3 separate regions of the Homo sapiens genome follow, and all the other regions are linked to region 1. The links are chromatin loops, found by intact Hi-C in ENCODE. Cell type or tissue: Caco-2. All regions are shown on one strand.

Region 1 (2,500 bases):
CAAAGGCAAGGTCCTGGTGTCGGCCTGGGACATTTACTAGATTTTTGACCCTGAACAAGGAAGTTACCTAACTTCCCTGAGCCTCTATTTCATCATGTGTGAAATGAGAATAATAGCGCACATGTTGATTTGTGGGCTAAAGGAGACCTGAAGGTAAAGAGCCCCACATGGGTCTGAGCCCCATGCAGCCACCATGATTCACTGCTGTCCCCAAGCACATCCTGGTGCCTGAAATCCTGAAGAGTTGGCTTTCACCACTGCAGAGGCTCTGAGTGAGCTGCCAGGGCAGCAGAGGGAGGCTGAGCTGCAGGAGTGCTGTTAATGGATTTTATGGCTTTGTTGAGTACCTCAAACTACAGTTATTAATTAGAGGATGCTGTTTAGGCACTCTTGCAATATATACATTTTGTTAATTGATTTGTATAGGCTCATAGCTAGCAACATAAAGAATGTGCAGGACCATAACACTTACAAGGGATTGTAATTGCCTTTGCTGCCCTCTCTGGCTCCCCAAGCAGGGAACAAAAGCTTTGAGGATAGGACCCACTCTCTCCTCTGTCTTTGGATCTCCAACGACTAATCCAGTGCTCACTGTCAGGGTGATACAGCCTGTCTAGATGCTCAGCAAACGTCTTGAATCAATGACTAAATAAATAATATTGTTTGTTTCTGTATTTCCATATCTACTTTATTTCCAAACTATTCCTCATAAACCCTGCATTGTGTGTGATGTTGGCATTTCATTTAGGTAAATATGGTCAAGGATTTATTCTGAGTCCTTACTGTTTTTTTTTTTTTTTTTTTTGAGTACCTTTGTAATTTTTTCACGGCCTAGAGATGGTTGAGGATGCAAAGATATGCACTGGCTCCTGCACTCAGGGAACTGACAATACTCAACGGCACGAGATTTTACAATGCATGACGTCAAGTAGCCTGTTCTTAGAGATGCGGAGTGACAACATAAAGGTGGCAACTTCTTGCATGGCACCATACCGCAGGGAATTTTAAGTTTGACACCCCGCCCCCGCCACTGCAGCCTCAGCAGGCCCAGCACCCCAAGTTTTCTGATCTAGCTGTTCTATCAGCCTCTAAGAGCCGCGGCTGCCCCTGCTTCTCGGAGATGACGCGGAGCCCTGCCATTGCCATCCAGGTCCAAGGCTATCTACTCTGCCCGACAACCCCTAGCACCACTAGGCGCTGCTCTAGTGTGCGCCTGGCGCCCTCCCCAGACCAGTCGACGCAGAACGCCCAGAGACCCAGCCAAGGGCAAGACCCTTAGCGACGCCCGTCAGTCCTCTCCGCCCAGATATCAGTTCAAAGGGCATGGCAGGTCAGGGTCCCTCGCGCCACCCCAGATGACCCTCAGGCCTCGGGTGGCCACTTTCTGGGGGAGCCCTCCATCCCTTGCGGCAGCTTTTCCGAGAGTCGGAGTGGAGGCGCGGGGCTGGAGGGCTCTCCGGAGCCGCCCACCAGGGTCCTCTGGGGGCCCGGTCCCGACTGGGCAGGGGGACCTGGACAGGGCCCCGGAGCGTGGAGACGGCTGAGGAAAGTTGGGGGTCGGGGCCTTGGGGCGGGGAGCGCGGAACCCGGCGCCGATGCCCGCGTTCATGAATATGCACGAGCCACCTCCCTCCCTCCGTGACGTCACGGGCCGTCCCGGGGTGAGCGCCTGAGCCGCTCCGGGTCCGCGCCAGTGAGCGCGGCTGCTGCCGGCGAGCTAGCGGCGCAGCGGCGGGAACCCGAGGCCGAGCGCCGCGGCGGCAGCGCTAGAAGCGCACCCATCGGGCACGGCGAGGCGGCCCACGGTGCGGCAGGCACCGGGAGGCGAGAGCCGGCGCGGACAGTAGGCGGCGGCTGCAGCTCGTTGGCGGCTGCTGCGAGGATGCTGCCTGGGCGGCTGTGCTGGGTGCCGCTCCTGCTGGCGCTGGGCGTGGGGAGCGGCAGCGGCGGTGGCGGGGACAGCCGGCAGCGCCGCCTCCTCGCGGCTAAAGGTGGGTGCTGGGGAAGTTTGCTCTTCTCCCAGGAGGGAGGCAGGGCAGGCTTGAGGGTGAAAGCGGCAAGGACCTAGGCTCAAGCTGGATTTGCCCACCCTCCCTTGCCGCAGCTTCTTTGGCCTCTGTGCGCCCTGGATTCCCGAAGTCAGTTCCCTGCGCAGCGGACCAGAGAGGTCCACCCGCGGACGTCAACTCAACCCCTGGGCGGGGTCCGGGGGCTGAGCAGAAGGCGAGGTCTGGGGAGTACGGACAACTTTGAGGGCTGTCTGTGCCGGGGTGGGAGCGCAGTGGGTGAGTTTCGAGCTCTGGCCCAGGGACGGCTAGAGCAGGGCGCTGGCGCGCCGTGGGGACAAGCAGGTGTCTGCTCCTGCCTGGGGGAAGGATCAGCGGCGGTGCTTTCAAGGAGGGAGCCGAGCTGTGACTTGTCTCCCAGCTCGGGGATGGAGTGGAAACTTGTAGGCTCCAGGGAAGGCCCCGCTGACACTCCTCAAGCTCCCCCAGGGCGT
Region 2 (2,500 bases), 510 kb before region 1:
ACTACCTGCCCCTTTCGCTCACTCAACTTTCAAAACCCAGCTCAAATACCCGCTGAATTGACCTTCCCCATGGTAATTCTTATTTATTTGGCAATTAAATAAGTGTTGTCTAATGCCCTATCTTCTAAGGTTATTCTGTCACCTTAAATATTTTTTTTTCAAAAAAGACTTAAATTTTAAAGTCTTTATTATCTTTATTATCTTATTCAATAAAACTATTAAATTTTTGAGGATAGGCATCATAATTTGTGTGTGTGTGTGTGTGTGTGTGTGTTCCCTCAACAGTACCAAGCACAGTGTCTTTTACTAGTAGGTTGCCTCTAGCAGGTAAATAATAAATATTAGTTGATTTGATACTGCTAGCACAAGTTCATTGCCGTGTGAAATGTGATGCAGAGGCAGTATAAAGTTAATAACATGGACTCAGGAATCAGCAGGCCTGGTTTTGACAAGTTGTGTGACTTTGGAAAAGTTGCTCAAGTTCTGAGCCTCAGTTTTCTCATCAGTGATGTGGGTTAATGACACTAATCTCTTACAGGATTGACAAGAGGATCACATGGGATTATATATACACATTTATATGTATATATAGCTATCTGTATATTACTAGATATAGTTATTATTATAGTAATATAGTAATAATTACTGTATTATATATTATAGTAATAACTATAACTATGTATAGTAATATATAGATATAGCATATGAAACCCACACATATATATGGCCACAGCTATAATCCTTCAGTTGATGGCAGCTATTACTACTATTAACGTCATGAGTTGGAAATCAGGCCAATTAACTCCATCCATTGAGTTCTATAGGCTCAAACTAAATCTTCAACAAATATAGTCATCTCAACACCTGCAGAAGGGTTAGAGAGTCCAGGCAAAATCATGTGGGTAGGCACCCATGCAAATTCTCACCCACTGTTATTCCACCATACTCCCACACTCATAAAACAGTAGCATATAACACGGGTGCCACGTACCATGGTGATGTGTATTTGATACACAAAAATTATGTGAATTATGCATGTGTGTACATATGTGTATGTGCACACATTTGCAGGATAGTACTCTCCAAAAACAAAAACAAAAACAAACAAAACAAAACTCTTCCACCCCAGCCAACTCAAACAAGTAGTCCTCTTGCCCAATAGTTGTTAGCCATATTCTCTCCTTGCATAAATATAACCACTAGGAGGCGCCTTAATCCTTCTCTTTAGCAGCCTTTCTGCTCGTTAACACCAGGGAGTCAGATCTGAAAGTCTTTAAGTGAATCTTTCTCAACCCACTGCAGAGTGTGCAAATCATTTCCTCAGCTGATTCAGATGTATTTTGATGTGCTGGGAAACCTGAACATTCTCTCACGCTGTGGAGATTAATTACCTTGAAATATTCATTGGATTAAATGTATTTAAACATGTACTGTTTAAAGCTCAGTGCTGCAAAATGCCATCCTCAAGATATATATTACGGGCATTAAATAATTAACTTTAGTGTGTGAGAGGAGAGGGGGAGGGAGAGGAAGAGGGAAGGTGGGGGGAGAGGAGAGAGAGAGAGAGAGAGAGAGAGAGAGAGAGAGAGAGAGAGAGAGAGGGAGAGAGAAACACATGCTTATTTAGTGCTAGGCCAGTGGTGAGACTGAGAGCAACCAAATCTAAAGCTTTCCATAAATCAGCTAAATCCTGGCTTCACCTGTTACTAGAACTATGTGACCTTGGGCAAAATACTTCATCTCTCTAAGCCTCCTCTGTAAAATGAGAATGACAGTATCTCAGAAGCATGAATTTTAGATACTAATACAGGGAAAGCACTGGGTATCCTGCTTAAGACATAGTAGCACTCACACAAAGCAAGACTCGGCTTCCTCTTCCTCTTCCTCTTCTTCTTCTCTCCTTTAGACCTAGATACGAGGACTTGATCTTGGCTTTGCCATTCTCCTTCCTTCTCTGTGCCAAAGTGTTGTCGCTCAGCTCTGGGAACAGCAGCAGTCCATGCGTGTGAGGTGTACTGTCTCTAGAGACAAACTACCCAGGCCCATGGCCCAACTCCATCCAGCACGTACCAGCTGTGCGACCCTCAGCGCCTCAGCTCCTTTATCTGCAAAAGGGGATAATAACAGTACCTTGCCCCACAGGGCTGCCGTGAGGGTCTAAGGAGTTACCATACATATAAATTCATGAGAACAGTACCTGCCACATAACCAGTGCTTTCCAGGGGTTGGCTATTATTATTTTAGGTTCAATTCAGTTTTCATGTGTATTCAACTCCTCAAACTGTATTTCTCCTCGTGCACCATCCTACTTGTCTCAGTGTCACGCTTAGTTCTTAAATCTTTCAGCAGCTGTATGCTCTAAGCTTTAGCCTCCCCTCTTTCACTTACCCAAATTTACCTCTTCTTAGGATCCTGGTTTATGGCCTCTGTAGGAATTGAAGCAAACCAACTCATCTTAACATTGTACTAAGAGGCTACAGCTGAATATAAGCTCTAGTGG
Region 3 (2,500 bases), 370 kb before region 1:
TTATTCAGTAACTCACACTTTTCACTAATTTGGGCTGGTCCCATTGCTCACAACACATATGTATATTTGAACGGTTCTGCATCTGTGAAGTTTTACTCCAATTTCTTATCTATCCAACCAGTGTAGTATAAAGGAGAACAGTGTTTGGTCTTTCAAACAATTAGGTAGTTTTATGTGGTCTTCCTATGGGGGAGGTACTATGATGTGCATTTCATTCCAGGATTTGCTGGGACCTGGGACACACCCCCTCTCTTCCTACAGGTCAGAGAACAGAGAAGATACCACCTCCTTTTTCCAATAGATTTTTTTGTGGGGACAATTTCTGCATGTCAGTTTCAACATTGGGTACCGTTTGATTCATTAACAATGACAGCAAGGAATACTATTCACTTTGAGCCTTGCCTAGAAGGAACAAGGGCCCACACCTCCCCTGCCCCCCAAATCAAAGGCATGTCTGTGAGGCTGGTGGTGCCTGTTATTTCATGACGACAATACCATGTGATAGATCACTTCTCGGGCAACATGGGCCTCAGACTTCTAATTCCTGGCAGTCCTGTCTTCAGGGCTCACAAACGCATTCACACATCTCTTCCAAATCCATTTACAACACTGTTACAAAATTTTTAGACCGAGTGACTCTATCCAAGTCCTAAGTATGTAACTCCAGGGTGTAGTATAAAGAAATCAATACGATTTCTCCTAACAGTGATACAGATACATAAACAAATGGGATGTCCATAGGCATTCTGGGGGCAGTGTGCTCTACCTTTGAGTAGCTAAGGGCTTTGAAAGGTAGATAAAACTGAAATTTACATAGACTGTGAGGGAAGTGCCACTAGGATCTTTGAAAGTTTGGTTGTCCTAAGTCTGTGAGATCAAAGAACACCAATCTTGAGGTCAGTCAGCTCTGGGTTCAACTTTAAATCTGCTGGTACCCTCAGGAAAATTACTTAGCCTATGGGCCTGTTTCTTCAGCCATAAAATGGGGATAGTAAAGCTTTCTTTGGAAGTTATGGGAATTGAGTGATGGAGAGAATGCAATGTAAATTTCCTGTCTGGCGCAGCATGTGAACACTGCCACCAACAGTGATGTCTGTCATGGTACCTCACAGACACACTCAGAAATGTGGGACTTCTGGGTCTAAACAGGACATGAGAGATGAAGCATCTGACAGGCAGCACCTAAATTTACCATACAAGGCCACCTTGGAACATTCAGTATAAAACGGAAACAGATAAAGGGCCTGCTCTGTTGGGAGAGGGAATCCTCTGAATGTGGCTGAGCTGTGCTTGGTTCCATCAGCCATGGGTGGGCGCCACCTTCACAAAAGACAGACAGAGTCAGCTGTTAAAGAACTGAAGGCATCATCCATCCCAAAGTGTCACACCCAAGCAGCCCAGAATGTAGCAATCCATATGACTCTGGGTGAGCCCAAGGAGGCCTGCAAATCATAGAAGTGATGGGCAAAGCAAGGCTCTGGCAGCCAGAAATTGCCGAGCTCATCACGTAATTTGCAACCCCAGAGTATAACAGCACACCAATAAAATACGCAGCACACAAAATGGTCCTTTAGAAATATGTCACTAGTAACACACATGCCATCTCATCAAAAGCCAAACTTATGCTGAGAAAAATTCCACCTTCCTGTTTTTAATTGCTCTACATTTTACCCCAATTACAAACATCAAACTGTGTTCATTATGGAATGTATGGAAAATATGTAAGTATTTAAAGCAGAAATAACAACAACAATATTAATTCTGCTTTCTACAAAACACCATCAGTTTTTAGTGTATTTCCTTAGTCTTTTCTATTTAGACATGCTAACAGATGGGAAGTATAGTCATATTTTTATATACTTAAGATTATATGCAGTATTGTATCCTGATTTTTTTCCACTTCCTTCATAAGTGTTTCTCCACATCATCAAAACCTTTTATGTAGTTTCTTTATGCTATGTATACAGTATAATTTAGGTATACTTTCCTTTATATTTAAACATTGATATTGCTTTTACTTCCTGCCATTGTAAAAACTGTTGTGATAAACATCTTTCTGCATAAATCTTTGTCCCAATCTCTAATTATTTCCTTAGCCAGATTCCTAGAATGGGAATTTATCAAGCAAAGAGTGCAAAGATTTTTAAAGTCCCTGATATATTTTGGTAAACTGAAAAACATAGTTTTCTTTTTTTAAAAATTTTATTATTATTGTACTTTAAGTTTTAGGGTACATGTGCACAACGTGCAGGTTTGTTACATACGTATACATATGCCATGTTGGTGTGCTGCACCCATTAACTCGTCATTTAGCATTAGGTATATCTCCTAATGCTATCCCTCCCCCCTTCCCCCACCCCACAACAGTCCCTACTGTGTGATGTTCCCCTTCCTGTGTCCATGTGTTCTCATTGTTCAATTCCCACCTACGAGTGAGAACATGCGGTGTTTGGTTTTTTGTCCTTGTGATAGTTTGCTGAGAATGATGGTTTCCAGTTTC

What was found. Peaks named below come from ENCODE experiments on the same cell type or tissue, not always from the same donor. Only the 100,000 strongest peaks of a DNase experiment are listed, where the experiment ranks them.
Region 2: a loop joins it to region 1, with 8 times the contacts of the local background. A loop is called at or near these places in 46 of 110 quality-filtered maps.
Region 3: a loop joins it to region 1, with 23 times the contacts of the local background. A loop is called at or near these places in 13 of 110 quality-filtered maps.

The regions. Positions count from the first base shown.
Region 1 is chr3:139,933,493-139,935,992 of GRCh38, forward strand. CLSTN2 (calsyntenin 2) reads left to right here and starts at 1,693. Exons shown (of 17, transcript NM_022131.3): 1 at 1,693-1,991. The coding sequence starts at 1,883. RefSeq lists silencers at 1,691-1,740, 1,781-1,840. In Caco-2, a CTCF peak has its summit at 1,222; DNase peaks (open chromatin) are centred at 1,209, 1,639 and 2,369; H3K4me3 peaks cover 1,406 bases.
Region 2 is chr3:139,426,533-139,429,032 of GRCh38, forward strand. All of the region lies in intron 3 of COPB2-DT (COPB2 divergent transcript), which reads left to right. Among named protein-coding and RNA genes, the nearest start is that of COPB2-DT, 38 kb to the left of the region's middle. In Caco-2, a CTCF peak has its summit at 1,208 (motif pointing right); no DNase peak of the experiment used is centred here.
Region 3 is chr3:139,563,165-139,565,664 of GRCh38, forward strand. All of the region lies in intron 6 of NMNAT3 (nicotinamide nucleotide adenylyltransferase 3), which reads right to left. The region is part of intron 3 of COPB2-DT (COPB2 divergent transcript); the gene reads left to right. Among named protein-coding and RNA genes, the nearest start is that of RBP1, 25 kb to the left of the region's middle. In Caco-2, a CTCF peak has its summit at 1,336; a DNase peak (open chromatin) is centred at 1,337.